2 separate regions of the Homo sapiens genome follow, and region 1 is linked to region 2. The links are chromatin loops, found by intact Hi-C in ENCODE. Cell type or tissue: B cell. All regions are shown on one strand. Each heading gives the region's core, and the rest is flanking DNA. Links, peaks and the distances in the headings are about the cores only. Region 1 has its middle 48 kb from the start of LINC00593. Region 2 has its middle 100 kb from the start of TLE3.

Evidence for each region. Peaks named below come from ENCODE experiments on the same cell type or tissue, not always from the same donor. Only the 100,000 strongest peaks of a DNase experiment are listed, where the experiment ranks them.
Region 1: a loop joins it to region 2, with 16 times the contacts of the local background. A loop is called at or near these places in 1 of 110 quality-filtered maps.

What each region holds. Positions count from the first base shown.
Region 1 is chr15:69,874,712-69,890,888 of GRCh38, reverse strand. No RefSeq gene overlaps it. Among named protein-coding and RNA genes, the nearest start is that of LINC00593, 48 kb to the right of the region's middle. RefSeq lists an enhancer at 9,253-9,542. In B cell, for the core only: no CTCF peak of the experiment used is centred there; DNase peaks (open chromatin) are centred at 8,888, 9,558 and 10,128; H3K4me3 peaks cover 667 bases; H3K27me3 peaks cover 1,101 bases.
Region 2 is chr15:70,190,139-70,206,315 of GRCh38, reverse strand. It overlaps the pseudogene RNU6-745P. Among named protein-coding and RNA genes, the nearest start is that of TLE3, 100 kb to the right of the region's middle. RefSeq lists enhancers at 9,183-9,242, 9,313-9,592, 9,389-10,172, 15,192-15,694. In B cell, for the core only: no CTCF peak of the experiment used is centred there; DNase peaks (open chromatin) are centred at 6,635, 9,365 and 10,765; H3K27me3 peaks cover 1,240 bases.

The DNA.
Region 1 (16,177 bases), core at 4,897-12,896, 320 kb after region 2:
TGGATTTAGCTTAAATGGAGAAAGAGGAGATTTATTTTTAGGACATAGGGATGTCTAACAGAATCTAAAGGAACTCAAGCTTCCTGATTTCAAGAACAGATCAGAACAGGAAGCCATTTGGTCTCTCCCTTCATCTCTCATCCCTGGTAAAATCTTCGTTTTCCCCTTGCTGCTCAAATTGGACCCTCTGCCTCTCTAGTCTACATGGCTATGGACAATTCCAAGCCCCAGCAACCAAGGCCACATGTTGAAGGTACAACCACATGAAGGGTTCCTGACTCATGCAAATTCAGAATAAGGGTTTTGACTGGTCTGGCTTAAACCAGGTACCCATGCCTTGTCCAACCACCTCAACACAAAAAGTAATGACAGAAGCTAGAGGGCGGGGTGATTCATGGATCAGATTATATGACACCCCCTAATTTGCTGCGTGTCTTACTCTAGAGGGTAAGTCACTTTGAACAAAATGTTTGTGTATGTGTTGAGGCAGTTAGAGGTTCAATGTGTACAGAAAGACTTTTTTTAGTTACAATACAAAGAGAATCACTTTTTTTTTCACCAAAGAAAATATTAGAGGAGATTTAACAACAGGAAGATGTAGTCCTAATTGTGGTGTGTTATCTGGAGAAAGCTTAACTGCAGGAGTCAGAGTTTGATGTGTTTAGGCTGGCACACTTATGGCTACCCCAGGGGTAATATATCAACTAGGGGAGGAGCTGTTTTCCCAAAGGAAGTGGGGTGTTACTGCCAGAAGGAGAGGCAGGAGATGCTGGGTGGACAGAAACCACAGATATTTTCTTCCTTTTCTAGGTACTCATATTGCTCAGTGGGTTCTGGGAATCCTTGCCCTACCATTAGGAGTTCCACAGGAGAATGCATCTTACTTTTAGACTATCTTGACCTTCTGCCTCTCCTCAGTCAAAGTTGTGACAGTGTGCATGCCAGTCTGCAACACAGATCCTTGCCAAAATAGGCTACATCAAGCTCATCACGTTGATCCCAATGTTTGTCTTAGTTCATTTTGTGTTGCTATAACAGAATGCCACTGGTAAATTATAAAGAAAAGAAATTTATTTGTCTCATAATTCTGGAGGCTGGGAAGTCTAAGAGCAAGGCTCCAGCATCTGGTGAGGACCTTCATGCTGTGTTATTCCATGGTAAACAGAGGAAGGGGAAGCAAGGCCAAGAGTGAGAAACAGAGAGGGTTGAACTCACATTTCTAACAATCTCCTTTCATGATAGTTAACCTACTCCTGATATAATGACATTAATACATTCCCAAGGGCGGAGACTTTATAGCATAATTGCCTCTTAAGAGTCTCCCCCATTAATACTGTCACAGTGGCAGTTAAATTTCGACATGAATTTTGGAGGGGACACTCAAACCTTAGCATTCCACTCCTGCCTTCCCAAAACTCACTCACATACAAATTACATCTATTCATTCGATTCCAACAGCCCCTAGTGTCTTAACTTGTTCCAGTCCCAACTCAAAAGTCCAAAATCTAGAGACAGTCTCATCTGAATCAGAGGTAGGTGAGGCTTAAGACACAGTTCATCCTGAAGCAAATTTCTCTTCAGCTGTGAAATGAACAAGTTATGTGCTTCCAAAATACAATGGTGGTACAGGGATAGGATAGACATTCCCATTTCTAAAAGGATAAGTAGTCCAGAAGAAAGGGGTAGCTAGTCCCCACTACATCCAAAACCCAATAGGAAAAACAGTAAGTCTTAAAGCTAGAGAATAATCTTTTATTTCATGTCCTGGATCCTGGGCACACTGATAGGGGGTTGGGGCCCCAAGGTTTTTTTAGGTAGCCTTGCTCTCGTGGTTTTACTAGGCTTAGCCCATGCTTCAGCTCTCAGGTTAGCGTTTTGTGCCTGCAGCTTTCCCAGGCTGGCTTTGCACACTGGTAGCTTTCCAGTTCTGAGGTCTCAGGAGTAGCTCCACTCCCCCAGCTATACTAGGTATTGCCCTAGTAGGGGACTCTCTGTGGTGAAAGAATCTCCTCTGCAGTGTTACCCCTGTGACACGTCTCTGCCTAGACCCCCAGGCTGTCTGAGATATCCTTTGAAATCTAGGTGGAGGTAGCCATGCCCCCACAGCTTTTGCATTATGCAAGCCTGCAGAGTCAGCACCATGTGGATGCCACAAAGGTTTATGGCTTCTACCTTGCAGAGGAGTGAGTTGGGCCACATCTGGGTTCACTTAATCTGTGACTGGGATAGCTGAAGGGGTGCTGCACCAGAACGTCAGAGTCCCGAGGTGGCAGCAAAACCTTGGAGGGTGCCCTGGGCAGTTCCCTGAAACCATTCTGCCCTCCTAGAGCTCTGGGCCTGTGATGAGAAGGCCAGCCTTGAAGATCTCTCAAATGCTTTGAGGGTCATTCTCCCATTGTCTTGAGGATCCCTTCTATTCATATTAATCTCCTTAGCAAAGGTCACTTGGCCATACCCTTGATTTGCTCTCTCTAAAATGCTTTTTTATTTTTTACATGGCCAGGCTAAAAATTTCAAACTATTTCCATTCCACTTCTTTTAAATTACAAATATCATCTTGCTATTTATTTCTTCTTGTATCTTACTATATGCAGGTGAAAGTAGGCACATAGCTTCTTCAATATTTTTCTTAGAAATTTCTTTCACCAGATATCCTAGCTCATCACTCTTAAATATTACCTTCTATAAAGTCCTTGGGCATGGACACAATTCAGCCGAGTTCTTGGCAAGTGTGTAACAAGAATGGTCTTTAGTTTCTAACATCTTGTTCCTCAGTTCCACCTGACACCTCATCAGAATGGGTTTTACCATCCATATCCAACATTCTTTTTTGTTTGTTTGTTTGTTTGTTCTGACTCAAACTTGGTGACCTGCTCTAGGACCCAGCCTCTTTGCAGTCTTCACTCTCCAGAATCCCACGCTCCAGTAAAATTGACACCCTACTGTTCTCTCACATGCTCTGCACCCATCCTTCCTCCTTCCTTTTCTCCTGCTGGTCCCTCTGCCTGGGGCACCCTCCCACCTTGAGCCCCACATTGTCTGAATCCCACTGTAGTTCTAGATACAGCTTCAATACCCAGTCCTCATGAAACCCTTGCAGCTTCTCCAATGCAGAGTGGCTTCTCCCACACTGACCCCTTGAAACATCACATCAGATGACATCACCACTAGTTTCTTAGAAAGCTGAGAGCCTCTAGATATTTTCCCACTTCATGCCCCATGGCAGCCTTGAGAGGGAGATAGCATAGCCCACTCCCTGAAGGAGAGGGGGCTGAGGCTCAGAGAAGCTGCAGCGTGGCTGAGGACACTTGGCTGGCAAGGGGAGTGCTGGGATTTTGTGCAGGTCTGTGCATTCCCAACATGTGCACTCATTGTAAAGGGGAAATGCTTCTGACCTGACCTTCTTCTCTACCCGATGAATATGGCTGTTCCAGGTGAGAACTGTGGTCATTCCTGGGTCCCTAAATGTGGCAGCACAGTGGCCAGCACAAGGTAGCTGCTCATTACATAGATGTGGAAGGAAGGGAGGGAAGGAGAAGAAAAGGATGATCTGAATCCATATACTCGAATCATAAGCATTAGGGGATAAATTAATTGCTTGATTTAGGATTTAATTAGGGCTTAAGAAAACAACAGCTGTTTATCTTGAGTACCAACTGGGTGTGATGACATATGATCCACCGATAGGAACTGAGACACTGTGCCCACTTAAGATAAGCTTCAATAAACTGAAAGTGAGCGATGAACTACTATTTAAATGGAAAGGACAATCTTTTTCAAAGTCTTAAGTAAAACATTACCAAAATGTAGCATCTTTAGACAAAGTTGGAGTTGGAGAATATAGCAGAAGGGAAAAACTCGAAGGTGGGGAGGGGGCAGGAGACCTGGGATTGAGTCTTGGTGGTTTATTAATTGTGGGACCTTGAGCAAGTCCCCCTTGTTCCATGGGTTTCCATGACCTTATCTGAGAAAAGATGACCTGGATCACTGCCCACTGGAATATTGTGCCAACTCATGCTCGCACTGAGCTCTCAATGTTTTGCCCAAGATTCTATATCTCATTTTGTTTCAAGCCACGTGAGCTCCCAAGGCAATCTTTGCAGGATTCTCTTTACCTTTTACGGTCTCTCTTCTGCCATGCTGGATTTTCTAGGTCAAGGAGGGAGACCCTGAAGCTGGCACACATGTCTGTATCTCCCTCATGCTGGGAGCTCTGGGAGGATGGGTCCACATGAGAGTGAGTTCTCTGGAACCAGTGCCCAGCTGAGGGTAGGCATAGAGTGGGCCTCTCAGGAAAGGAGGGATGACTGAGTGGATGGATGGATGAGTGAGTGAAGGAACAAATATGTGATTGTCATATTCAGGCAAAGAGACCAATGTAACCAGTCAATCCAGAAGATCTGTCGGGAAGAAGTGCTCCACATGCACTGAGTTCCTATTTGCCAGGTGCCAGGCACTGCACTTAGCCTTTTCCAAGCACTGTAATCTCCCAACAGCTCTTTGGAGTAAGTGCAGTTATTTCATCCCATTTCACAGATGGGGGAACAGAGACACCAGTTGCCCAAGCTCACAGGACTGAGGTTTAAATCCTAATCCTCTAGAGGCCCAAGCTGGTGTCTTGAACCTTCTGAGCCCTGTTTGCATCCACAGCTCCCTTTCTGCCCATCTGCAACCGAGAGACCCTTCCCCCTCTGACAAGTGTTGATCACAAATGATTGGTGGGTGGGCGACCCTTGCATCCTCTGGGAAGATCAGAAAAGGCACCAATTGGGACGTGATCAATGGGACAGGAAGAAGACACCTCTCTCACACTCTCAATAAACCCAAATTTTCTATAACCACGTCTTTATTTTTTAAATAAATCCAGAGCCCCACAGGCTGCTCAGCTTCTTCTCCAGGCCTGCCCACCCTTTGAGAGCTTCAAGGCTTAGAATGAGGCCGGGTAGCCCAGACTCACTTAGGAGTGGGACGTCTGTCACCCGCCCGTCTTGCGGGATGAACAACGAAGCTCTCTTATCCCACTTGCTCCCCCTCCCAGGGCCGCCAAGATGTAGGGACAGGCGTTAATTGAAGCCACAGCGAACTGGGCCAGAGCTGCCTGCGATGCTGAGAAACACACCGGCTGTTTTCAAAGCGCCTTTCTCTCCTCTCCTTTCTAATGAAAACCCTCATGTAATCTGTTAGTGCCACTGCACTGGAGCATGAATTATTCAGAGAAGTCTCTGTTCGGTTATCTCCCCTCCCCGGGGACGCCCCTACCATTGTCCGCACTGATGGGTCATTATGCACTCTGTGAATTTAATCTTTTAGGCTATCCGGCCGCACAGAAAAAATGTATGAATAACAATTTTCCTGTAATAACCTTCAACTAACCTTTCAACTAGAGTGAGTCATTCCAATCCCATTTTCACATCAAGAGGAGTCAAAGGCAGGCAATTACCTCTTATCTGTTTCAGAAGCTGCCCCCACCCCAACTGCACCCTTAATTTTTAAAGAGGTGTTGAAGAATGTGTGGGAGCCAGTGGAGGAGGGGGCCTGGGTGGAGGAGGTGAGAAGGGTTGGGTGGTAAGAGGCAGGCACTGGCATTCCAACACCGAACTTCAGCCTTTCCCTCTGGACCTGCCTTGCCATCTCCTAGGGTCACCAGCACTGCCTCTCATCAGCCCACAATGTGGCTTTCTCAGCCCTCTGAAAGCAGCCACCAGTTCCCTCTCTTGCCCCCACTAAGGGAAAATGTCTCCTCTATCCAGAGATTTCCACAAAGCCCTTCCATGGGAGGCAAGTTCAGATGAATTTTGTCTCCTAGTGAGAGTGTTGGGCTCACCATGCTGCTGACACAAGAGAGGATGGGGAGAGTGGGGGCCTGTGCCCACCCCAAGAGCCCCATTTCACCCCTGGGCTTGCACAGTGCAGAGATCTGGAAGGAGCCTGGACTTTGGAGTCAAGTGTAACTGGCTTTGAGACTTGGCTCCTCCAGCTGTGTGAACTTGGGTAAGCCACTTTACCTCTCTGAGCCTTGGAAGGGCTTCATGGATAAAATGGGGATAACAATAACAATAACTTACAGAATTGTTGTTAGGGTCAAATGGGACATGGAAGCAAACTCTGTCCAGTGCAAAGCCCCGGGGCTGGGTCAGCTCCTCCAGTGAGGCTGAGGCACCCCTACCCCTATTTTTCCCATCTCCTTTTTTTGATCTTGGGTTCAGCCTGGTTCTGAGCACCCAACTCCCTTCCCTAAGCTCCTTGGCTCCCCAGATAGGGGCTAATACACTCATCCACACTCAGGTCTTAGAATGGCAACTTCTAATGGCTCAAAAAATCCTAAGAGGAGGGGGCGTGAGCAGTGCTTACCCTAAGGGACTTGGCCCATTCGTAGTGTGTACAACTGACTCTAGGCCTTTCACTCCTGGAGCAAGTCTTTGCTTTGTCTGTTTTGCCTCCAACCAATCTTTTCTTTTTTTAAATTAACCAAATGAAAAATGTGAACTCAGAGTGTGAAATGACTTCTCCAAGTCCTAATTCAGAAGAACAGATCCTGGACCAGGACCCAGGGGTCCTGACTCCCCTCCCAGTGCTCAGAGCATCATACTGCCTCTTAAAGTGCTTGAATGGTGGCAGTACAGGCATGATGGCCTTTGGCAGGAAGGGATCCTTGATATTCCTCAAACCAAACCTTGCCAAGCCTTGGTGAGTCTTCTTTCCAGGGTCACACAATAGTCAAGAACCTTGTGCTGAAGGCCTGACAGATTCCTCAGTGGGTTAATGCCACTCTGGACAATCACAGAGGTAGCATGGAAAACATCAGGTGGCCTGCCTGGGTGACTAGGTTGCTCAGTGAGCATGAGCTGCAGATAGAGAGGGAGGTGCCGTGTGATGAGATGAGAGAGGACAGGGTGAGTAGGTACTGGGCTCACCGGCAGCGGGCTTCCTGTGCCATTTGTTTTCAGACTGTTGGTTAGCAGGGTCCCGCACTCCAAGCCATCTGCCTGGTTCAGGCCTACCCAGGGCAGGGAACGTCACCTCCTGAGAGCCCTGTTTCACATCTACCTCCCCCACCCTCCCAATCCCTCCCAAGACCCCACCAACCCGTTTTTTCCACAACCTGCAACCTTGACTCTTGCTTTGACACTCTAAGAAGCTTTCTGTCTTTCCCTCTTGACCTCTCTTCCTCCAGCAATTGGATGACTGGAAGGAGGTAGCCTGGACTCAGCTCTCCCTTCCTCTCTGTTCCAAGTCTGTTGGATCCTTGTCCAGGCTTTTCCTCTGCTTCTCCCTTTGGTGCATTTGCATCACTCCTAGCATAGCCCCTGCTGTCCTTGCAGAAGGATATTTCTGAAACAAAACAAAACAAAAAAATTCTCCAAGTCCTCAAAGGAAATATACAAAAACACTGGCGATGGAGGTGAATAAGTCATGAGGGTGGGGCCCTTGTGAATAGGATTAGTGCTCTTATAGAAGGGTTTGACTGAGGGAGTTCTTCCCTTCTGTCATACAAGAAGAGGTGAGGACACAGCATTTGTCCCCTTTGGAGGACACAGCAACAAGGCATCATCTTGGAAGCAGAGAGCGGCCCTCATCAGACAACTGAACATGCCAGGGCTTGATCCTGGACTTTCAGCCTTTGGAACTGTAAGAAAATAAATTTCTGTTTCTTATACATTACTCAGTCTCAGATATTTTGTTATAGCAGTAAAAAAATAAAGAATTAAGAGAGTTTCCAAACTTTAGAAATATGTATTATAAAAGTTGGCGAGCTAAGAGAATCACAGTCTTCAACTTTTTTACCCTCCCATTGAAGACCTGATTGTGATGTGAGTATCAGAGGTGGAAATCGGGGCTGCTGGTGAGGGAAGGGCCTTTGCTGCCTTTTAGGAAGGCAGGAAGAATCCAAAATGGCTGCTGACCATACAAGGAACAAACCATGAAGACCACCATAGGGGACCACTCACACTCAAGTCTGGGCTGCTGGTGCAGCACCTCCAACAGGCACCCGGGAGGAAGTAGCCTGCACTGCTCAGGGAGTGGGCAGCCTCTTCAGGAAGAAGCTTTCCTAGGTCAGAATTCAAACTCGGGTCCATCTGTGTCCAAAGCCTGCATGTGTCTCCATCATCATCTCCCTTTTTAGCACACACATAAGATCATTCTGAATCCCAATGGACTTTGCCTTAGCTTTGTTTATTTCTCCAGTGGCCATAGTAGGGACACATCCCCTTTACCTCCCCTTTCTCCACCCCACTTGTACCACCATCTTCTATAATAATGCCAAGATCACCCACCCTTAGACCCTGAAAGCAGCCTGACACCCTTTTCCCTCTGTGCCAGTTAATCAAACCTTACAGTCTCAGCTCCTGGAGAGTTTGTCTTGGAGTCTGGTACAGATTCTCAGCTCACAGCAAGGCTAGGGGAGAATGCTCTGAACTGATGGTGTGTGTTCTCTCAGATGTTTCACATTTGAGTGTATATAAAAGAGCAAAATGGGCTGAAGAGCCAACATTTGTGCTACAAAAACATGTCATATCAACAACAGCTACCTTGTCCCCAGAGAAAATTAGGTTGTATAGATGTGAATGTGGTTTTTTTTTCTTTTTTTTTTTTTCTGGGGGTGGAAGTGTTGTATTTTAATGCCTGATTTTGGCAGTTGGTGCAGAAAAATAATCGTGATGCCAATGGCCAAATTTTCCTCCATCCAATCTCAGAAAACTCGAGTTTATGTTTAAATTTCATGCAGCAGAGTTATATACACAGTGCATGAGGGCGGCTGTTCAAAATGTACACATTTCTAGCTCCACTGTAATTTTTTTTCTTTTTGCAAAAGGGAGCTGAGACATAAACACCACCCCCGTCTGACTGCACACAAGGTATGTATGTAAGCGACAAAAATAACTCCCCCGGGATTTCTACAGCCAGGCTGTCGTGCACAGGCACTGCACACGCCAGTGCAGATTGCTAACAGGTGTGGCTCGGGGGAAGGATGAAGCCAAGGACAGGCTGTGATGACTGCACGCTGGTGAAGTGATGGCAGAGAGGGGTGCACCACCTCCCTCTCCCACGACCTGGCCCCATCCCCCTTCCACAATAAGTACCAGGCACGATCTTGGGCATCATTGCCAAAATGTGGGATTCCGAGTAGTGCTATAGCTCCAAGATTGGCCTCTGGTAGGAATGTGAGAGGACATAAATGTCATCCTGAGTTTGGTGAGCTGGAGTAGCCACTCTGAAGCAAGGCTGGACTTGCTCCCTACTGTCCACTGCTTAAGAAACCAATGGTCTTAGGTCCCTGTAGAATCTAGGATGACGAATACTGAGGTGCTCTAGAAACATAGGCTGTTTCCGGAGCCTCCCTGTTGCCCGTGAGATAGAAGGAGCAGGACCCTCCCACTTCACAGGTGAGTCTCTGAGAGGCTGAGTCACTGCAGTATGGTCATACAGCCAGGCAAAGGCAGAAAACAGCCTGGACACCTTCTGCTGCTTTTGCAACAGACTATGAGGAGAGGCCCAGGGGAATAGCACGCAGGGTGCAGGGTGATTTGACTGGAGGGACAGAGGAAGTCCTGCCTCACCCATTTGCAGACCTGAAATCCTCAAAGGGAGTCAGCCATTGGATGTTGACAAAATTTCCCAAAGGTGTGTTAGGTGGCACCTGGATTCAAGATGTGCAAAAGCGTTAAGAGGGTCTGTCCCCAAAAAGTTTGGGCAATGCTGATTTAAACAAACGTAAAGCATTTTATACCCCGCAGGACTTCTCAGAGCCCTTACTATGCTAATGACCCAAGGTGGGGACTTAGTATGCAGGATCTTCCAACCACATTGACCGGAAAAATATTTTCACAAAGCCCTTTTCAGACCTAGTGCTTTGCAGACACACACTTTGTGGAATGCTGGATTAAGGCAATGATGAGTTTAGAAAGGCATATTTTTCTCAGGGAGGAGTAAAATATTATTCTAATATTAGTGAAATCCTTCTAAATGCAAAGTGGTTTAACAGATGAGCTTTAAATCATCTGAAAGACTCTGAAGAAATGGGACACAGGAAAGGTAAGTTTTGATTTGAAGAAGAGCAGAGGGAAGTGAAACTGCCTTAAATCCAATTTGAGAAAAGCTTATTTAAATGTGTTGCTGGAAAAAAAAAAAAAAAGAAAGAAAGAAAGAAAAAATGGTTTCAAGTTTTGTTGAAGTTTGGCTTTGTACCAAAAACTCTTAGGCCAAGGTGAGACGTAAAAGGTGCTAATGCGTTGCCCAAGGGGCCTATGTCAGATTCAAGCAAAGCCCAGCCAGAGGCATCTTGGGGGACAGCTGTTGGCTGGGGGTGTGGGGGTGGGATCTGGGAGCTGAGCTATTTTTACTTCATCTTGAAAAGGAGAGAAATAGCTGCTTTCTTAGAGGAAAAAAGCATTCATATATTATTTGGGGAGGCTGTGATGTAAGAACACATCTCTGCTCCATCAACTGTTGATGGGAGTGTAAATTAGTTCAACCATTGTGGAAGACAGTGTGGTGATTCCTCAAGGATCTAGAACTAGAAATGCCATTAGACCCAGCAATCCCATTACTGGGTATATACCCAAAGGATTATGAATCATTCTACTATAAAAATACATGCACATGTATGTTTATTGTGGCACTGTTCACAATAGCAAAGACTTGGAACCAACCCAAATGCCCATCAATGATAGACTGGATAAAGAAAATATGGCACATATACACCATGGAATACTATGCAGCCATAAAAAAGGATGAGTTCATGTCCTTTGCAGGGACATAGATGAAGCTGGAAAACATCATTCTCAGCAAACTAACACAAGAACAGAAAACCAAAACCTTATGTTCTCACTCATAACCAGGAGTTGAACAATGAGAGCACATGGACACAGGGAAGGGAATATCACACACCAGGGCCTACCAGCGGGTGAGGGGATAGGGGAGGGATAGCATTAAGAGAAATACCTAATGTAGATGATGGGTTGATGGGTGCAGCAAACCACCATGACACATGTAGGCCTATGTAACAAACCTGCACATTCTGCACACGTACCCCAGAGCTTAAAGTATAATAATAAAAAAAATGAAGCTCTAATATTCAAGCTCTCAAAGGCAGGGCCTGGGTCTCATTCACCCAGTTTAGGGCCCAGTGAGGGAGGACAATGTTTGTTGGGCTAAACTGGACACCTGGCCCTGGGGTTTTTAAGATGGGATTCTACTGCAAACACCACAAGACCTCCCTTAGTACACAGTACCTTCCGGCAGGATTGTCCTGGAAGTTGTGAGTCTGCCCAGAAGGAGCACAGGGATTGGGGGCAGGTGATTTGGGGGTCCATACCTGCCTCTGCTTCTCTTCAGTTAGGTGGCCACAAGCAGGTCCCTTAACCTCTCTGAGCTCCAGTTTCCTACCTGTAAAATAGGGATCCTGAAAGCTGCCTGGCGTACCTCCCAGGTGACAGGTGGATTAAATGAGAAGTAACAAATGCATGTTTTGAAAGGAAGATGCTGTACAAATTCCAGTTATTATTACATGACAGAATGTAAGCAATGTTAGGAAGGCATCTTCTCCTATCTAGAAATATTGTTTTGCCAAGGCATGTTAAAGGGCCTGAAATGTCATTATTAGAAATTTATTCCCTGGGATGTTAAAGGCTTTTACATGTTTAAGACATTTTCGCTAAAATGCATTTGGGAGGCATCAATATTCAGCCATTATCTCTGGGCCTCTGAGAGTCTGGCCTGAGACATGGACTTTTCCTGGCTGGCAGCAAACCAGCAAACCATTGCGGATGGGGCTGAGGAAGGAGGGGTGTGATAAAGAGAAGCCAGTGTCCCAGGCAGGTGCTCCCCAAGTGTGGGATAGACCAACGCTTCTCACCCCTGTGTGTGCCCACGAATGACAAGCGGAGGGAGTTAAAATGCAGAATCCCATTCAGAGGGCCTGAGCGGGGCCTGAGAATCCTCATTTCTAGGGAGATCCCAAGTGATGCCAACACTACGAGGACCACATTTGGAAGAGCAGTGATACATAACAGCAAGCCCAAATGTCCCCAGAAAACCAGGCTTTGGTGGAAGGCCTAAGCCCTGCGGCGTGTGATGGTTTGGGAGGATTTCTGGCAAAAAGCAGCTCTCCCCCATGAGAAAATGACTAATACATAGGGCTGCTGTTTTTAAATTTGGATCTGTATTTTTGTGGGATCTTGGTTAGTGCTCTGAAGAACTGTAACATGCACACACAAGATGGGGCCTTGAGACCTTGCTGGGGCCCATGCCCGCAGGGCCCAAGAGGGCCTGAATCCCCCGCTCCCCTCTGGCTCACACCTGGAACCCCAGGTTCCCTCTCCCCTCACCTTGTGTTCTACTTCAGCTCAGGTTTTCTCAGAGGCCCTAGCTCTCCCCCCTGCCTTTATGTGTCTGAATGGTGTGTGGGCATGCTGTTTCTCTCTCTCTCTCTCTCTCTTTCTTTCTATTTGTCCCTCTCCTTCTCCCCCACTTTTCCCCCTGCCCCCTCCATTATCATCATCCTTATCATCCTCCTCCCCATGCTGTTTCTCCAGTAGCTGGTTCGCAGAGGATAGGTGACTCACAACCTCACCAAGTGATCAGAGCTCACTCTCAGAAATCACCAGCATTTACACACTGGACTAGGAGCCCCCTGAGGGCAGACACTGCTCTCTTCTGCTTGGGGCTCCACTGACAGCATAGCGCCCAGTATAGGGAGTGGAGGAAGAGATTGGACATTTTCCCACTGCTTGTAATACATACTTGCATTTGGAGGGCCTCATGGCAGGGTGCCTTCAAAACCCAAGTCAAAATACACAGTGCTTCCCAAACTCTTGCTTTCTGGCTTTCTCAGGTCCTTCAGGTTAGCATGAGTATGAAATTAGGAAGAATCAGAATGTGATGAATAAGACCAGTCATCTAGCACAAGAATCCAAGTGATTATCCGTGAATGTGTGACTGAAGAGCCTCTCCCACCTGGACTCTTGGGTCCTCCCTCGGGGAGAAGGACTGGGGAGGGGGTAATTCCTGGGAGGGGTGAGCTGCACGGCATCTCTAAAGAGGGAAGCCAGACCAACTCACTGATCTCATTGAATTTCGGACACATGGCATTTGGTGGGTGGAGCCTGCCTTTCAAGGAAAATGTGGTCATCTGAGCTCAAGGACAGGGTTGTCATAAATATGCAACTTAATGACCAAAGCTCAGTGATGGATACACGAAGTTTATTATATAATTCTCTCTATTTTTGTGTAGATATGACATTTGTCAAAATAGAAAGAAATAAAAGAAGAACCAACACATGCCTTGCTTCCAATACAACTTTCTGATTAGAATCTGACTAGTCCCCATCCTGTTGGTAAAGACTGCTCCAACCCCAGCCACGAGGTCCTGGTTTATTTGTTGGCTATATTTCCCTTTGCAAATTATGAATGTGACATTCAGGTTTAGACCAGTACTGTTCAAAGTGTGGTATGTGGATAGGGGCCTGCGACCTGTTTGTTACCAGAATACAAGGACATTGAGAGAAAACCCTTAGAGACTCATGTGGTCACTTGGCATTGCCCTAACATCCATGCACACTGTCAGTGGACTGGTCTTGTCTCATCAAACAAGATTCAACTGGTGAGTTTCACGTAATATGAACTGAGTGTTGGTCACACACAGTGGGGCTGTATGTCAGACCATGACAGACCAGAAAATTCTTTTCTTAAGTGGTATTTCAGAACATACAGTTCAAATCCTTGGGGTTTTAGTTAGCATAAATGAGTCTATTAGAATCTAGACACCATGGAGTACCAAAAAGAACACATTTCTAGACCTACAACAGCAAGACCCCATGCGTGGCCCTGCCTAGATCACCCGTGGATCCCTATGCCCTACTCTTACCTGCTCCTCACCCAATTTATCAAAAAGCAACAGATACAAAGCACACCCAATGACAGGGACAAACCAGAGCCCCTGTCTCCCTTTCCTTTTTCGAATTAAAATGGCGAAGCGTTGAGGCTGCCTCTTCCAGATTCCGCTTCCCGGGAGGACCTGGCAGGGACAGAGGGTCACTGAGGAGTCCCACACAAGCTGTCCAGGCTGGTCTGGAAGTGGGTGATCTCAGAAGCGATGATTTAGAGCACAGCGTCGCAGGGTTGGAGGCGGAGGTAGCTGCTCCCCACGGCGCTCATTAAGCTTCCATAGATTGCGTTTCCTGCCTCCCCCGCTAGCCCTCCAAAGTGCCTGTTATTAATTCATAAAAACACTGCAAGCGTGATTGAGTCCGCTGATTACTGGAGCAGGCAGACACAAGAGACGGTGAAATATTCCATGTTTCTCTACCAGGCTCTCAGGGGCTCAGGAGGAGGAAAAAAATAAAAAGAGAGAAAAGCAACAACGCGAAGAAAGGAATATGGAAAAAAAATGGTGTTGTGAAATATTAATCAGAACTGTTTGCCCCTGGGGGCCAAAAATATGAGGCGGCATAATCAATGTAGCAAGAGCTGCCCGGCGACATGTCTTTGAGAAGCTGATTATTGCGAGTAAACACAGCTAAATATTCTGGATCTTTGGACTGTGCCTCTGGTGTCGCTGGAGAATCCGATTCCCTTATCATCCTTCTGCAGGCGTGGCCCCAGGGGAGCGTGGGAGGTGCTGGCTGGATGTGGCTGCATGGGCAGGGAGTCACTTGGGCCCAAGCAGGAGCTGTGTTCGTTCTTTTCCAAACACTGATTCCTGTGGGGTGGGAGTGGGTGTGTGTGGATGATGCCCAAGGCGGTGTGTGTGTGCATGGGGGTTGGAGCGGCCTCTAGAGTCTACTCCTGACAGCTAATGACACGATACGAGTCATGCCAAGGGAGCCCCGGCTCTAGAGTGGCCTTCTTCGGGGTTCCCAACAGGAGACCTGATAGATTTGGGGGTGATTCAGGAGTGGGTGTGCATTCAGGGGTCTCCACAGAGATTGTAGTCTATCCAACTAAACTGTAATGGAGAGGGTGTGGTGGGTCGACTGCAATATAAGCTCATAGCGTACACATTACTGCATTAAAGGGCCCCATGTCTGCCCTGCATCCCTCAAGCTCAGTGACTGGGCCATGAAGCCTGGATGCATGAGTAGAAGGGAACTCTGATCTGTCACTATAGGCTGGAATGAGCCCGGGGATTGTTCAGCACCAAGGGTGGAGTGATGTGGATGTCGGTCTTACAGGTGCTGAGTCTGAGACAATCAGAGTGGAAAGTGAATTTAGAGAACAGGAATTGCAACCTCCACATTGTGCAGAGGCCCAGGGAAGGGCAGTGACTTGCCCAATGTCACACAGCAGAAATGGGATTCTTGATGTATAGGTTAGGGTCCTGGTATACTGTTAGGGCATGAAGAAGGAGGAGCAGAGGTAACTGATGGAAATTGTTCTGCACCAAACCTTTGGGCCTAAAGAAAGCTTCCTGTCAACTACAAGGAGACTGGGTCAGAGGGTTTGAGCCTAGAGGAAGAGGTCATACCCCAGAATTTCTGTGTCCTAGCCCTAGTTCCACAACCAAATTTTCGGAGGACCTTGATCAAGTTATGTCCCCTCTCTAAGCGTCGGTTTCCTCATCTGTAAAGGAGTTTGACTGAGTAGTGAGAGCAAAGATCTCACCAAGTCCGTGAATGAGAGCAGTATTTGGGGTCAGCTGTGGCCAGGACCTTTTTTATGGAGGATAGAAAGAGGATCGGGTTTAACAAGGCACACAGGACTGTCATAGCATCCTCCATCCAGAGACCAGGAGAGCATCTGCCACAAAGGGACTTGGGAGGAGAATCACCCTTCACTCTGAAGTGCCCTGACTTACCTAATTCTCCCTCTGGTGTTAAATAGAGAAGCTAGAAGAGCCCCATCTCTGCCCTCTATCAGTCATATCAGCTTCAGCAGAGATTCAAGGTAGTGCAGGCACTGAGGAGATAATGGCTGATTGCTTTGATGAATAACTCAACTTAGAAAAGAAGTTTTCCCGGCCAGGCATGGTGGCTCATGCCTGTAATCCCAGCACTTTGGGAGACTGAGGTGGGTGGATCACAAGGTCAAGAGACTGAAACCATCCTGGTCAATTGGTGAAACCCTGTCTCTACTAAAAATATAAAAATTAGCTGGGCATGGTGGTACATGCCTGTAGTCCCAGCTACTCAGGAGGCTGAGGCAGGAGAACTGCTTGAACCCAGGAGGCGGAGGTTGC
Region 2 (16,177 bases), core at 5,277-13,276:
GTCCAGCATCCTCAGGGTAAAGCAGAGGTCAATCACCCACCTTACAGTAGGAATGAATTTGTCAACATGATTCCAGTGGGAGAAGAAGAAACAAATAACTCCCAGAGGCCTCTCTCTGTCCAGTTCTGCATCATTGGTTGAGAAACCTCACCCAGCAGGCTAGTCCCTCGCCCTGTCTACACCCCAACCTTCCCCATCCTTCCTCTCTGAAAATAATTACAAACAATTTCAAATTCTGCATGAAAAGTGTTTGTTTCTACCTAGATGTTTGACCTGACTATAAATAGAGTATAATTTTGTTTTAGACATTGAAATTAGAGAACCAAAAGCATTCTATTATGTTAGTAACCATAAGCAAGAAAGCCAGGGGGAGAAAGAGCTGTTGATAAGCGTGGGTTTGAGTCAAAGAGGCTGGGTTTCAAATTCCAGCCTTGCTATTTCTGAGCTGTATGAATGCAGGCAAGCCACTAGGTTTCCTGTTCTATAAATTGGGGATAGTGTCACCTGCCTCTGAGAACTGTTAGAGATTAAAGAGATGTTGCTTGTAAAGCCCTAGGCACAGTGTCTGCTTCATGGTAAGCCCTCAGCACAGAGAATCACACTCGTTGGGGCAGAAAGCTGGGGTCCATCCGAGGTCGCATTCCACATCTGACTTTGGGCCAGTCATTCCCTTCCTCTGGTCCTTGGTTTCTCTACTGATCAAACAGTTGGGAGGGATGGCTCTGTGTCTTTTCTGTGTCTAAATGTCTATGAGGAAATGTTTCTCTCACTTATTTAGACCCGGGAAATATGCAGCAGAGAGAGCAAGTGCATTGCGCAGAGGCAGGCGGCCCATGTTCAAGTCCTGACTTCATCGCTTCTAGCAGCGTGGTCTTGAGGAAATCACTTAACTTTTCTTAGCATTCGTTGCCTCATCTATAAATAAAGACAATCACAACTATGTAACCTTTATAAATTCAGGGCCCCATGTGGTCCAGTCCAATTCTGCAGCCAAAAATAATTGAGAAGGAATTCCATTTTTACTAGAAACTCTCAAATTATACACAATAACTTTCCCCCGCAAAATCGCTTTCTTCACTCCCCAATCCTCTTGCCATCTCCCCAGTTGCTCTGAAACATCTCACACAGTGTGATCATGAAGTGCTCCCCGCAGTGCCATGTGCACAGGACTCTTCTCCTCCCCTTCCCTACCCCTCCCTCCACTTTAGGAGAAGGTTGGAGGAGGTAAGCTCAGAGGGTATATTCAGAATTCTCTATTGGAAGAAGGTAGAGCAGCTTACTATGTGAATATTCCCAAGTAAATGAGGAAATCAGTTTCATCCTGTCACTCCTAAGCATCTGCAGGGAGGGTGAAATTAGATTATTTATATTAAGCAGTCAGCCCAGTGTCTGACACATAGGAAGTGCTTGAGATACAAGAGTCATCATTAATAGTTGTTGTGAACCTGCTAGTTCACTCAGACCCATTCCACACCGCCACCCTTCCCACCATCACTTCCCCCATCTGTCTATCTCTCTCTGTGCTAGCAGGTTCTCCAGAGAAACAGAACCAGTAGGATGTATAGAGATATACAAAATGAGATTTATGATGAGGGATCAGCTCATGTGACTAGGGAGGCTGAGTCCCTCAGTCTGCTGTCAGCAAGCTGGAGGCCAAGAAAAGCCAGTGAAGTAATTCAATCTCAGTCCAAAGGCCTAAGAAGGGAACCAGTGGGGTAAGTCCCAGTTTGAGTCCTAAGCCTGAGAATTGTGGGGCTGATGCTGTTGGTCCTAGACTGAGTCTGAGGGCCTGAGGACCCGGAGCACCGTTGTATGAGGGCAGGAGGAAAGGAATGTCCCAGAGAGCAAATTCGCCCCTCCTCTGCTTCTTGTTGTAAACAGGTTCTCAGAGGCCCTCATGATGCCCACTTGCATTGGTGAGGGCAATCATGTTTACTCAGTCTATGGATTCCAGTGCTAATCTCTTCCAGACACCCTCATAGACACACCCAGCAATCATGTTTTACCAGCTATCTGGGCATCTCTTGGTCTGGTCAAGTTGATACATAAAATCGACTGTGGCAACCTCCTTCCTGTCACTGAGCTCCATCCCGCTCACAAGTCATATCCCATGCTGTGCCTGGAATGTCCTCCAGCAGTTCCAACTCCTCCACCAGCCCTTCCTGTCTCCCAGGAAGGGAAGTGTTTCTGGTCCTGGCACACACATCCTTGGGTGTCTGAACATGTCCTTCTAGTAATGCCAAGCTGCCTCTCCCCTTCACAAAAGGCCCTCCCACTACTGTGGGCACATAAACAAACACGCTGGTTGGCTCATCAGTGTCGCAGGGGGCCCCGAGGTAGCTGCTGGTGATTCGGAGTGGATGAGTCCCCCCATCTCGGAGTGCAGCCCATAGGAAGACCAGGGCTGAGTCTCCATGGATCATCTGGTCCTAGTCGAGGAATGTGTGAGAAAGGAGCACCAGGCCTGGAGTGGGGCTCAGAGAGGAACACAAGAGAAGCCAAGGACCTTAGCATGCTGTGAGGAAGGCAGAGCCTCTGAGAAGCGGTGGCATTGTACAATGGGCACTGAAAAGCATAAGATTCACTGAGTATTGAGAGAACCATCTCAACCTCATTTAAGGCAAAAGAGTGAAGTTGAACTTTGTGCTTTCCATTTTGTCTATTTTCCCACCCCAGCTCAAGACCAGGCCTTCCTAGCGGCTCTCTTTCACCTTCTATCAAACTTTGACCTTAAAAACCTTCATGTCCCCACACGTGGCATAAATGACCAAGAATAGAGCATGATGTAAACCCACCTCCCATTCAAGGGCACATGAGTATCCTAACCAGGCCCAAAGCCTTACAAAATCAATGATGTGCTAATGGGGAAACGCCAAGCTTCACCTGCAGACAAGAGAAGTATTGGGGGTTGGGGCATGGAGAGGCCTTCTCAGACCCAGAAATTCCTCTTTGTAGGGAAGCCAACCAGTTCATGCTGCATAAAGCCAGGTCTTGTTGAGGATGTTAACATTGATGGCAAGTGGTTGAAAATAATGTTTAACAGGAGGAAATACTTTTAATCCCTTCTGGCAGGAAAATAAAACCCCAAAAATGCACTTTTTCAGCTGGGTCCATGGTCACTGTTGATGTCCACATGGGAAATTAGTGGTATGTGTGAAAATAACTAGCAGGCTTGGGGGACCTGACAACCCACATGTCACCAGTGAGATGAGGACATCCAGACCCCAAATGAGGCCATAGAAACAGCATCCATGGTGAGAGAGCAGAGAGCCCACTAAACTCTGGGATGCTCAGGGCCCACAGTGAAATGCCATCATGAGGAAGAACAGGGAGCCTGGCCAAGAAGTTCCAAATTCCTGTTACAGAAGGATTCATGGAAGGGCTCCAAGGAATCTGTCCAGGAGAAGAAAAGACTTGTGGCCTTTGATGAGCGATGAAGCTTGAGGAAGGAGGATAGAGAGTTCTGTTAAGGAGTTGACAGAGGTATGAGGTTTGAGTATTTGCAAAGCCCTCAAGCAGACTGACAGCTGGAAGTCACAGGGACACGTGTTTCAGTGAGGACACAGGTTTCCACAGGAAGAACTCTCTAACAGCCAGAGCTGCCCAGAACAGGAAGACTTACTGGATATCTACTTGGAGAGGGCAGACTAGCAGGAAGGGGAGCTCTGGGCATTGGACAGTTGGGTGAATGTATAGATGGGTAGGTGGAAGGATGGATGTACAGATGAACGGATGTATGAATGGATAGATAGACAAGCAGATGTATGTATGTATATATGGACAGTTGAACAAATGTATGGACACATGGATGAACAAGTATCAGTGAACGGGTGGATGGAGGGACACACAGGTAGATGTATGTAAGGATGGATGGATGATGAGCGGATGCCCTCAGAGCTGCCCTCCTATTCTGAGAATCCACAAATATCTCATAACTGGGGCAAGGAATACCCATTCTTTGGGATTTCACAGATCAGTAAAATATAGGGGACTGGCATAAAGTTACCAGCTTTTAACTCTGTCAAGTTAAGAACATCAGTGTAACAACCAGCATCTATTGAAAAAGATGAAACAGACTAGAATGGAATAAAGAGCAGTCTTTCCCAAGCAAGAATCATTGAAACCTCCCTTCTCTCTCTCCCTGTCTCTCTCTCCATTCACACCCACACACACATATATATACACACACACACGTATATATCTGTGACATTAATTTTACGTTAATATTATATATTATATTGTCTTCATTTTTCTTATTTAATAAACCCAGATTTGAGTGCATAATAATATATGCATTAGTGATTTATGCATACATTATTTGTGATTTTCAAATACATTTCCTGAGCCACAGACCATCATGTGTAAAAAGGGATGAATTTATACCAGTGGTCAAAAATGTCATGGCCTTGGAGACCAGGCAGACAACATAAGTAAAGCAGGTGGAGCATGGGGATTGTGGGGCAGTGAGGAGCAGTGGAAGCCACATTCACCTGACATCTTCAGTTCCACTCACTGTCACCACGCAGGACAGCAAACTGCACGTTGCTGGCTAGATTTTCAGATCTATCAGGAGAAGCTGGAAATATACATTTTATGGGGAATGTCTTGATTTCAAAATGTCTTCATTAATTTTTTTAAATTGCCCTGTGTGCAGGCCAACATTGTTTAGCCGAGCAAAACGCACACACACACACACACACACACACACCTGTGGGTCGGGTTTGGGCCGTGTGCCATGGCTTTGCATAGAGTTTGCAAACTCATAGCACCTGGGCCAAACCCAACCCGCAGGTGTGTGTGTGTGTGTTTGGAGTTGGGATGGGAAGGAGGATGGAGTTGGGATGGGAAGTCATGGGAAAAGGTACTAAAAAGAACAAGCAAAGAGCTTCTCTGGTTACTACTGGGGTGAGTGGGCACCAAAGAGGGCCACCAGATTCCTCCTGCTACTAATGGTTTCTCTGCAGTCTATTTCCAGAAGAGCTGTAATCGGGTTCCCAACAACCTATGATTTACATCCCGGCCGGTGTAAAAGATATTGTGCGGAGTCTTCCGAGTGTGCTCTGTGTGTTTGTATAAATCTCCCTACTCAAAATATCTCCCACAGTTGACTGACAGCCCATGTAATTTAGCAGAAGGCTAAAAATTAAAATCTTCGAGCCTGCTGAGGGAGTGAAAGAATACAGTAACACTACGGTGCCGCCCCCTCGCCCAGGCCCAGGCTCGGCAGATGCCAGGGCTGTTCATTTTGGAGACGGAACAAAATATTTGTATTTAGATTTATTAAGTCATTATTCCACCATTTGTTCCAATGCGCTTTATTAAAACCAGATCTCATCTCTGTTTTGAAAGTATTACCTGATTTACATAAGCCGATCCCAGCCCTAATTATGGCTTCCTTTGGTGTCTTTTCATTCCGGGGGAGGCTTGCTCTCCCCCTCCTGTTTTTTGTCGCCTGCCTTTATGGCCCATATGTCTGCCTTGAGATAGCAAGCATCTTCAGCCTATAAATAGACAGTTCAGAACAGCCCTGCTGCCAGTTATCTGTCCACACATCAACATTACCATAATTGCAACAGTGAATGTGTAATCTCTCTAATCACACGTTCCAGTCGGAAAACTGGATTGGGTTTCATAAATTGTATAATTTGAGGCTTTCCTGAGCTAACCACTGGGCGGGCAGCCTGCTGTGGGCTTGTCTGTGCCCCTCAGCCTGGCCAGGCCTGCCCAGGGCGGTGTGGTGGCACACAGCTGAGGCGGGCGCTTGGCTGTGGATAACGGCAGTGCCACCCTCTCTCCTAGGCGAGGCTGCCTGGGGAATATGAGAAGAACAACTTTTTGAGGACTATTGTGAGCCAGGCAGTTTGTACATGCTCTCCTCTTTTAATTTTCATTCTGTTAGCCTTTTGTGGAAAATGCCATAAATATTTCCATTATACAGAGGAAGACATGAAGGCTCAGAGAGGTTAAGTGAGGTTCCAAGGGTCACACAGCAAGTAGCTGCGACCCAAACTCAGGTCTGAGATGCCACATGCCACGCCCTTAACCACAGCTTTCATCTACAACATGGCACCGTTGAAGGCTTCAGTAGATTTAATTTTTTCGTTTCTCCAAAATAATTGCATTTCTGTCATTTTAGCCAATTCTCAAAACCAACCAAGAGGATGTCTTTGTAGATAACAAAATTGAGACTCAGAGAGGTCAAGTATGCTGTCCAGGGTCACACAGCTCATGAAAGTAGAACTTGGATTCAATCCAGGGCCGACTGCCACGCCTGTGTCTGCCCTTCCTGACGCCTCCACAGCCCGGGGGCTCTCTGGGGGTCCTTCTCTTGGTTTCAGAGCCTTCGTTTTCTTTGTCAGCCTCTCAGAAGGCTGCCGTAATTGCACTAGTGTCAGCGGGCAGAGCCCTGGGGGAAAGTGGGGAGGGGAGAGGGGCCGGCCTCTGCCAGCTTCAGCAGAACCCCTGAGACAGCTCTCCCTTAGCCCGGTAGGGACTCCAGAAAACCACCTCTGAGGACCATCGGGGAGCTGCTGGGGAAAGAGCTGCTGTTGTTTTGCATTACAAACTTCCTCGGGGCAATGTTATTCATGCTGAAGGTCCCCTGAGTGGCTGATGACACCCTCATAGATGGGCTGGTCCCCACAGACGAAGCTTCTGCTTCAGCTCTGCCCGGTAATTGCCAAGGCTTGCAAAATTTGAGAGTCTGTTAGCTGTTTTAAATTGAGTGCTAATCAGATGATGACGTTGTTACCAGGACAGTCTCTCAGGTCTCTCTTTCTCAGAAGGAACCATCTAATCCAACTCCCTTATTTTTTCCAGAGGAGGAAAATGACCCTGAGAAAAAGGAAGAGACTTGCCCAGGGTTGTAACTAACCCTGAGTTCTTTTTTGCAAGGGGTATTGGGCTGCACGTGTGCATGTACATACACACCTCTTCCCACTCTCATCTCTATATGAATTGACTGGGCCTCCTGGCTCCTTCCTCCCGGTTTTGAAGCACTCCCTGCCAGTGTTCTGGATGGGAGACTGGGGACCAGAGCTCCTCTCCTCTGCCCCATTCCCAGAGTGCCAGAAAACTTCATTCTCACATGGTTGTCACTGCTCCTGATCCACGAAGTGACCTGGGGCTTTACCGGGTATCACAGCCTGGTCTGGGCCATGGAGAAGGGGACAATCAGGGTACCCTTTCATTTCTCCCACACAAGGCCTCTGAGCCCCAAAGACAGTCCCAGAAACAACTGGGCTAAGTGGGGTGAGACCTCCCAACAGGAACTGCCCAGGGGATCCCATGGGAGCAAACTAGACCGGTGCTACTAAAAGTGTGGTCCACAGACCAATCAGCTGCATCGGCATCACCTGGGAACTAGTTTGAAATGCAAACTCACAGGCCCTACACCCAACCAACTGAATCATAATCCCTGGGGGAATATGGGGGAGACTCTGTTTCAATGGACCCCTTGGGGTTTTGGATGCACGCCTGGGTTTGAGAATGACAGTCTGGATCCAGCCCACCCCTGAATATCCTCCCCAGATGTGGAAGTCTTGAGGCTATGGATCCCAAAAGTGTGATGGCTTGGCCTAAAACAGAGGATGTCGGGAAAATAGAAAGCTCTGGTACCCTCCCTCTCAGCTGCACAGCCTCACCTCCCACACTCCTCACCGCAGTTTCCAGCTCCATGCACACAAGACCCCTCCCTGTTCCGCCATGCTCTGAGCCTAACCTGTTCCCACTGCCAGAAATGCCTGCCCCACCCCACCTCCTCCCCACCCTGATGGTTCAGCCCCAACTCATGTCTCATTTGCATCTAACCAGAGCTGCTCCTGGCCTTTTCCAACCAGAATTCCTTTCTCCCTCCTGAGAGCTTCAGTAGCACTTTAAAAATAATACTCCTCGAGCAAAACTCTATTGCCTGTGTTCTCTGAGCAGTGCATGGGTCTTCTCTGTACTCTTGAGTTCCTAGAGGCTCCACCACTTCTAACAATGCCTGGCCACAGTAGGTACGCAATGCGTGCATGTGTGTGTGTGTGTGTGCGTGTGTGTATTGAACTCCAATTGCACTGACCGCAGGGTCCCCAAGGATCAGGGTCTGTGGCAAACTATGTGTTTGTTCCAGACCCACAGCAGATGTCATCATTTCACAACCAGCAAGGGCGCCAGGCTCCCTTCACCTTTCCTCCCCGGGGCCCTTACAGGTTGACCTCAGGGTTATCTCTCAGGTCACGTCAGGGAGCCCTGGCTCACCTTTCCTCCGCTGGTTTCCCCTAACACACACCCATGCCAGCCTCTGGCCAACCCCACCCTGTTGAGACACGTCAGGCTGGGCCCAGTGCCTGAGGCACACCTGGGGGCAGCTGTGCTCAGTCCAGGAAGACGCCTGTGGTGTGACCTCCTGCATCACTCCTGACCCAGATCCGTAGAGCTTGTCCAGGGTGCTCACACAGCTCTCCTCTGGGCCCCACACAAAGTCTGCCCCTTCCAGGAAGCCTTCCTTGGTGCTCTGACCTAGGAAGCAGGAGATGTGGGTTCTCTCACACGCCCCTTTCCCACATCCCAGCAGGCTCATGCCCAGATCCTCCGTGCCTCAGGACTACAGAAGCTTCCTTAGTCACAAGCAGGGAGACTCACCTGCCTGAAGGCAGCAAGTTGGCCCCATGGGCTGCTAGCTCCACATCCAGAAACAAACTTTATGAAGTCGGATCTTATTCCGACTCCCACCTACCCCCACTGACCCCCACTTCTCTGAGTCCTGCTCACTGGCGGGAGTGGGGTGCTCACCTCATTTGCTCCCTGCTGCCTCAGGGAGCTTGCACGTGCTCTTCCCTCTGCCAGCAATCCCCTTTCCCTAAGCATTTCAAACACAGTACTGGGAACTAGTGGCGAGTGCAGCAGATGCAGGGACTTGGCTGGGAGTGGGATGGAGAAGGAGGACAATTGTGCGATGAAATGGCAGGACATGGGAAAATACAAAATAATAAACATCAAAAGTGCTGTCACTAATCTGCTGGGTGACTTTGAGTGAGTCCTTTTCCCATCCTGGGCCTGAGAGATAAAAGGCTTGAATTCCGTATTGCCACAGCATCATGCTCCAATCATGAGAAATAACTCAGTGATGCGTGTGTGGAGGGGGAGGGCCCGTGCATATGTGATAGAGAGAGAGAGGTGGGGGGGATTCCTCCAAGCACACATGGGCCCATTTAACCAGATTCTGCTTCACCTTCTTTTCTTTAATCCCCAGAGATGTGGCTTGCTCAGTGAACTGCCACTAAGTGCTCCCTAGGCACCCACTGGTGTCAGGTCCTCTGCTGGGGCCTACAGACGGGTCCCTTCCTTGAAGGGCTCATGCCTGACGATCATTAGCAAAGCCTTCCTGTGTCTAAAGGATCGCTTACTCCCTGTTTGCTCAGAGCTCAGGAGGCACAGCCTCACTAGAAGGTTTGGAAAGCACCCTGCGGTGGAAGGTACGTCACTGGCATGCAAATTGGGAGGCTTAGATGGCAGATAAAAGATTGGTTTGTGTCACAGGCAACGCCAGCCAGAGTGGTGTCTTGTTACGGTGTCTCTGGGCTGGACTCGGTGCCCCTGGAATGTGAACGAGATGCGCGGGGAGGTTTCCTGTTGATTCTTGTCCTGGCAGAGTGGTCCACTGGCTTAGCTGCTTCTCAAGTTGCACAACACCTGGGCCTCCCAGCGGGTGCTGCTGGTGCTGGAGGGGAGAGAAGCCTCCGCCTGCAGGGCCAGTGCCCTCCTCTGCCCACTGCCCGAGGTGAAAGGTGGATTCCAGGCCAGGCCCGGGTCGGGAGGTGACCCCAGCTCCTCCCCAGGAACTCTCCCTGGGAGGGGCCTGGTTGCTCTGAAGGGCACACGGCAGGGATGACACTGGCTAAGGGGGGAACAGTGGCAGGCCAGGGGAGGAGGGGGCCGGGCTGCTGTCCCTTCCTCAGGGGAAGGCTTGGAGCAGAGCCATTAGCCTGCCTGAATCCTATTATATGCAGGGCAACCTGTGAAGACCTTTCCCGTATTCCCTGTTGGCCTCACCATGTAACTGAGAGGAAAGGTGAGGACATGGGAGATGAAGTGACTTGCCCTGGGATTGTTTTTTTCCAAAGTTCAGGGATCTGACCTCTAATCCAATGTCCTGTCTGAAGGGCTGTTTGCCTGGTTGGAGCTCCCCAGAAGCCGGCAAGAGGCAAATATGCATCAGTTCAGCAGGGCGAGGGGCAGCCCGGGCTACCATGGCCCATTTAGAGGGCTCAGCTAACTTCAGGGTGTCCTGAGGCCACCAGCCTGGCTGGGAATACTCTCCTGCCTTCCTTCCAGCCTTCAGTGGGAGCTGCGTCCAGCTGGGCAGTGACTCAGCAGCCCTCATTCCCACGTGTGTGGGAGAGCAGGCCTCTCTCCCGGCTGTCGGCTTGGCTCCGTTGGCCTGTCTGGGGGTGCCCCAGCAGTCAGCCTGCCATCAGCAAGGCCCTGGGGCTCAGGCCAGGCTTCCCACAGCTCAATCACAGAGTTTGCTTTCTTTCCAGCCCTCCAGCCTTTCCCCCTGAGACTGGAGGGCCACTTCTAAGTTCCTCTGGCCACCTCAACCGTCCACTCAGCCAGGGAGCCAGGCTGTGGGTGACTTCCTCAGCACTGTCCCAGAAACCCTGTGCTGTCCTCAGAAGCAGCCCACCTCCCAGAGCAAATAGCTTGTTTGCCAGGCTCACGGGCCTCCCCGCCTGCTCAGAGTGCGTCCTGTGGTGCATGAAGAGAAGGAACTAGGCAAAACCCAGGCAAGAAAACGAGGGAGGGAAGTGGATCTTGGCTGGACCTTTAACAGGATGTATGGGAGGGTGAGCTACGGTGAGACTGTGCAGGTAGGGCACTAGCCCATCTGCTCACGACCAAGAAAAACATCACCCCACATGCCCTGGCTCCAACCCCAGGGATGGCGGGCTGGCGGCATTGGCATAGCTGTGGAAGCTTGAGCAAGGCTCGTAAATTCTCAGATCCCGTTTCACCATCTGTAAAATGGGCATGCTAATGCCTGTCAGCCAGGTTTGCTCTACACAACACATACAACCCTTTTTCTAAAGGGCTTGGTGGAAGGCCTGCTCCAACATGTTTCAGACATGGATATTGCTTTCCATCCTATGTGTGAGTCCAACAAGATTTGTGCAATCTTTTATTGGTCTCATTTCACGCTCATCATCCTGGGACCCTGTGGGAAAGGACCCATGAGGGACCTTGCAAATGCTGCCAGGCACTGCAAGTGCTGGCCACTGCTGCTGGTCCTCCCAGCAGCTCTCAGGGAAGCAGGGCAAGTGAGGAGCCTGGGTTGGAAACAAGAAATACTTTGCTGGCAGTCATTCCATAAGTTAAGACAACTACAGAAACTTTTATGGAGTACCAAGTATGTGTCAGTCACTGAGAGAGACACTTAGGGACACTGAGGTGCCTAAGACATGGTCCCTGCCAAAAACAGGCCTATGTGGCAGAGGAAGGAAGGAAAGAGGAGGGAACATGCAAACAACCTCCATCCCAGATAGGCGAAAAGTAGGCTGCGCATGAGGTATAGACACCTCGCCTGGGAAATCCCAATGCAGCGAGAAATCAGGGCTGCTCCAGGGGAACAGAAAAGGCTGCACGGAGAAGGAGCAGGAGTTTGCAGGGTGGAGAAGGGAGAGACAGGCCCCAGGGGCTCCAGTAGGGAGCACGTGCCTGGACTGACCAGGGGACGGGGTCTCTCCTAGAAGACCCAGATGTGCTGAGGCTCCTCCATGCCAGCACATTTGGCTCCACAGGTATTGCAAGACCCCCATGGGGTGTCGAGACACATCCTATGACCTAGATCTCTGCCTTCCAGGAACTGGTTGGGTGAGATGAGACTCATCCTGGGCATACGTAGAGAGCAATTTTTACCAGCATGTCTCCAACTGCAGGTGTGGCCTATGACATCTGATGTCACTTCCCTCCTCAGGTGGCCCTGCCAGCCCCTCTGCAAAAGGGGGCATAGGCACACAATTTTGCACATCGTTTCCAGGGGCTCAAGGATGTCCCTCACCAGCCCATCTCCTTTGAGGAACCCTCAATGTGATTCAACTCCGGGGTTTTGCAGATGAGGAAACTGAGGCAGAGAAAGAATGTGCCTTGCCGAAGGTGTGTGGTGAGTCAGGACGGAATAGGCCTAGACTTTTGGCTTCTGACCCAGAGTTCTCCCATTGGTGCCTGCTGCGGCCACCTCCTCAATCTGTGCCTCTGCCCAGCTGCAGTTTTCGGCATCCTGCCTCATGACAGAGGGGACAGCATGCACTTTCTATCCATCTCAGCCATAGCCTCTTCCCAACCTGTAGCTCCCCTCTTGGTGAAACTGCCTTTGCGCTTTCTTCCCACGTGCACGGTCCGGCTGGTTCTCTGCATCCTGGTGTCCCATCTCTGGGAAAGACTCCACCGTGCCCACACTCACTCAAGTTGCACAGGGACGTCTTTCTCCCCTTCTCCCCCTGCTCCCCCTCTATAGCCAACTCCTAGCTGGACTGGCCTCTCGCTCAAACCCAGTCCTTACTGTTTATCAACAGGAATCCAGGCCCTCTTCACCTCTTGCTGTGGCCATTATCACAGCCAGAAAAATATTTCTAAAGCACATGAACACGTCACTGTTCAGCTTAAAATCTTGCAGAGGTGCCCTGTGGCCTTGAAAATTAAGTTCAAGCCCTCGGTGTTGTCTACAAAGCCCCCCATGGCCAGCACAACCCTTCCTTCCCATGTGCCTGCATCCATTCTTGGCACCAGCTTGGCAAATGCTCCATGCCCCCAACCCCCTGAAGCCCATTTGCTCTGCTGCTCTTCCCATCCAGAGCAATAAGATGTGCATAGACCAGCTTCATACGTTTTAACCTTGAGGTTTGCTTGCATGCTTGTTTTTAAAATTCAGTTCCCTCTCGACGGCGATACTCTTAAAGGGGCCCATCCACTTTTCTACTTATGGGATTTTAAAAATCTATATGGAACACTTCATGAGTTTTGTCATCCTTGCACAGGGGCCATGCTAATCTTCTCTGTATTGTTCCAGTTTTTTAGTCTGTGTGCTGCTGATGCGAGCACTTTATGGTTTTAGAAGATAATCTTAGAAGCTTATGCACAAGATAATCATTTGTAAACACTCCCACAGTAGTTTTCTTACGTGGACTGACACAATTTTTTACATATAAGTACTTCTAGGGTCTGAAATTGAAGTCAGGACAAAGCGTAAATACAAGTGTCTATGACTAGCAACGTGTGCTGGCTCATTTGCTGATGAATAAATCGCTGAACCCAGAAGCTCAACCTAAACATTTAACAGGAACAAGGGCTGATCTTCAAAGTCCCAAACAGTTCAAAGTTGGAAGAGTAATTAAGAGCCATGGAGATGTGCTGTCAAACGGGCAGATGAGAGCCTGGGATGCCCCTTCCTCCCTGCCTGGGCTTGGCTTGATGGCAGAAGTCACAAATGCAGCCCAAAACGAACCGCATCCCCCTGGCTCTTAGAATTGGATCTTCAGCTTTCTAGAACAGCCCTTCCTGTGTTATGTCTGCAATGTGTAGAATCTGATAGGAAATTTGTTCCAAAGTTCAAAAACAACCGGACTTTGTAAATAGTTCCAAATAGAAGCCCTATTCATGCTGGGGAGGGAGTATGTGTGGGAGATGAGAAGGACCTTTACTCAGACAACCAGAGCGTTCCCGCTCCCAGCACCATGTCGGTGGACATGGGCCACTTCACTTCTCTGTCCCTGGTCTCCCTACCTGCATGATGCGGATTATAACAGTACTTACCTCCTTGGGCGGGAGAATGATAATTCGAGTAAAACACGGAGCATACAGTATGTGCTCAGTAAATATTAGTTGTGGAAGTTGCCAATAAGACCAACAGTGTGAGCAGAACAGCCATATATTTAATCAATATACATTAAAAATAATTTTTGGCAGAATGAGAATATCTGAGCTGTGCAAGCAAATGGTATGGGCCAGCATCTAGAACTGCAGCTCAGGAAGGAGAACTCAAGCAGAGCTGAAAAGCCTATGAGGAAGACAGATGGCAAGAGGAGTCGGCTGAATAGCGGCACCCAAAGACAGCAGGTCCTAATCCTGGAGCTGTAAATGTGACCTCATTTGGAGAAAAAAAAAAAAAAGTCTTTGCAGATGTGATTAAGTTAGAGAATCTGAGATGGGGAGATTATCCTGGATGATCAGGGTGTGTCCTAAATGCAATCACAAGTGTCCTTACAAGAGACGGGCAGAGGGAAATTTGACACACAGAAGAGAGACAGTGATGGGAATTGAGAAAGATCTGAAGATGCTGATATTGAAGATCGGAGTGATGAGGCCACAAGCCAAAGGATGCTAGCAGCTCCCAGAATCTGGAAGAAGTGAGAATAAATTTTCCTCTAAAGCCTCCAGAGGAAGCACAGCCCTGCCGGCTCCTTGATTTTAGCCCAGTGATGCTGATTTTTGACTTCTGTCCTCCAGAACTGTGAAATAAACCTCTGTTGTTTTAAGCCACCAAGTTTGGGGTGATTTGTTACAGCAGCCACAGGAAAACCAGCCAGTATAGTGGCTCGTGAGGCCCATTTTACTTTTGAGGAAATACAGACCCAGAGAGCAGCAGTGATTTGCACAGAGCCACACAGCACATTAGCCCCTTTGGCCGAGGCCAGACCAGGTTAACAGACCCTGAACCACTGCGCTCCTGCTTCCATCTGCCCCGCCTCCTCCTGGCCATGCTGGGACTGCTGGGAGGTCTTAGACCTGAGATGCCTCTAGTTTCCACAGTGGTGTGTAGTTGCCCCCAGGCGAATCTTGCTGGTGCCAAGCCCCAACCTGTGGCCACCATTGCCCTCAACCAGGATGCGCTCCCATTGCCTATGTCACAGGCTGGTTCTGTGGGAGTGAACTCTGGGAGGGAGTTTGGGGTCCCAGGGGTTTATTAAAGATCTGCACCAGTGAAAGAAAAGGAGAGAAGTTGGATTAAGCCAAAGGAGATTGAAGGCAAACTGCAATGCGGGTTTGACCAAGCCCCAGTCACCTAGCAGGGGGTCATCCTGTGTCTAGCTGAAGTAGCCAGGACTTTCCACTCGCATCCTGCTCAGTCGCCAGATGCAGGCTACCCCAGGGAGGGCATGACTTCAAAGGAGGTGGGTGTCTGCAGCTGAGGTAGACACCCTGAAGGAGCTGACAGCTGGGGCTGCCTGCCTGCTACACTCCCTGCAGATGGGCAGCAGGGCCTTCTCGGGAAGGAGCTCCGAGTGTGTGGACCTACAGCTACCACTGTGCTCTGCAAACAAGGCAGGCATCTTCCATCAGCAGTTCCTAAATGGCTGGCCTCCCAGTGCAGGCCCCACACTGCAGAGTGATCTCACACTCTCCGTAATTAAAGTGGGTTCTATGCTCACCTGGGAACTTGTTAGACATGCAGAATGGATATTGGGCCTTACGTTCCATTTTGAGAACGAAGCTCTAGACCCAGACATCAAGGCCAGCAGTGGTCTGTTTTGGTTGGGAATGATTTTTGTACCTTTTACAAAGAATATGTGACAGAAAGTGTACGGCCCACAAGGCCTAAAATATTTACCAGGTGACCCTTTACAGATAAACTTTGTTAACCCTACTCTAGAAACTGGGAGTTATCTATGCATCTCTGTCTCAGTTTCTTCCTGTCTCCCTCCTGGCCATTCCAAATGGAAATAAAAAAGCATCCCAAGGCAATGGTAGGCAGCCCAGGCTGCTGTTTGGAGCCATCGAGGGCATTGCAGGGACCTTCAGACCTTCTGCCCCCGTCCCGCCATCTCCACAGCTGTGCCACCGAATGCCCGGCAGCACGCCTGCACCGCCGCTCCTCCTTGGCTCTGTCGGGGCTTCTTGTCCCCAGCGTTCCCTTCTCCAATAGGCCTTTGCAGCTTTTTTTCCCCCAACATCCCTGACTCTCTTGTGAAATGCAAATTAGTTAGTATCTAATTACTCACTCGGTGCTGCATGTAGAGCCTTCTCTTGTTAGGGTCCGTCCAACATCTCTCTCATCAGCTGAGAACTCAGCCCATTAGGAAAAATTCCTGTTTGGGGGAAGCAGGCAGTTCCTCGCCCTCTCTCCCTCCCGGACTTGTCAACAACCACCTCAGCCATGGATTCCAGAAACACACCTGCCTGGGTGGGGTAGTTCCACCCA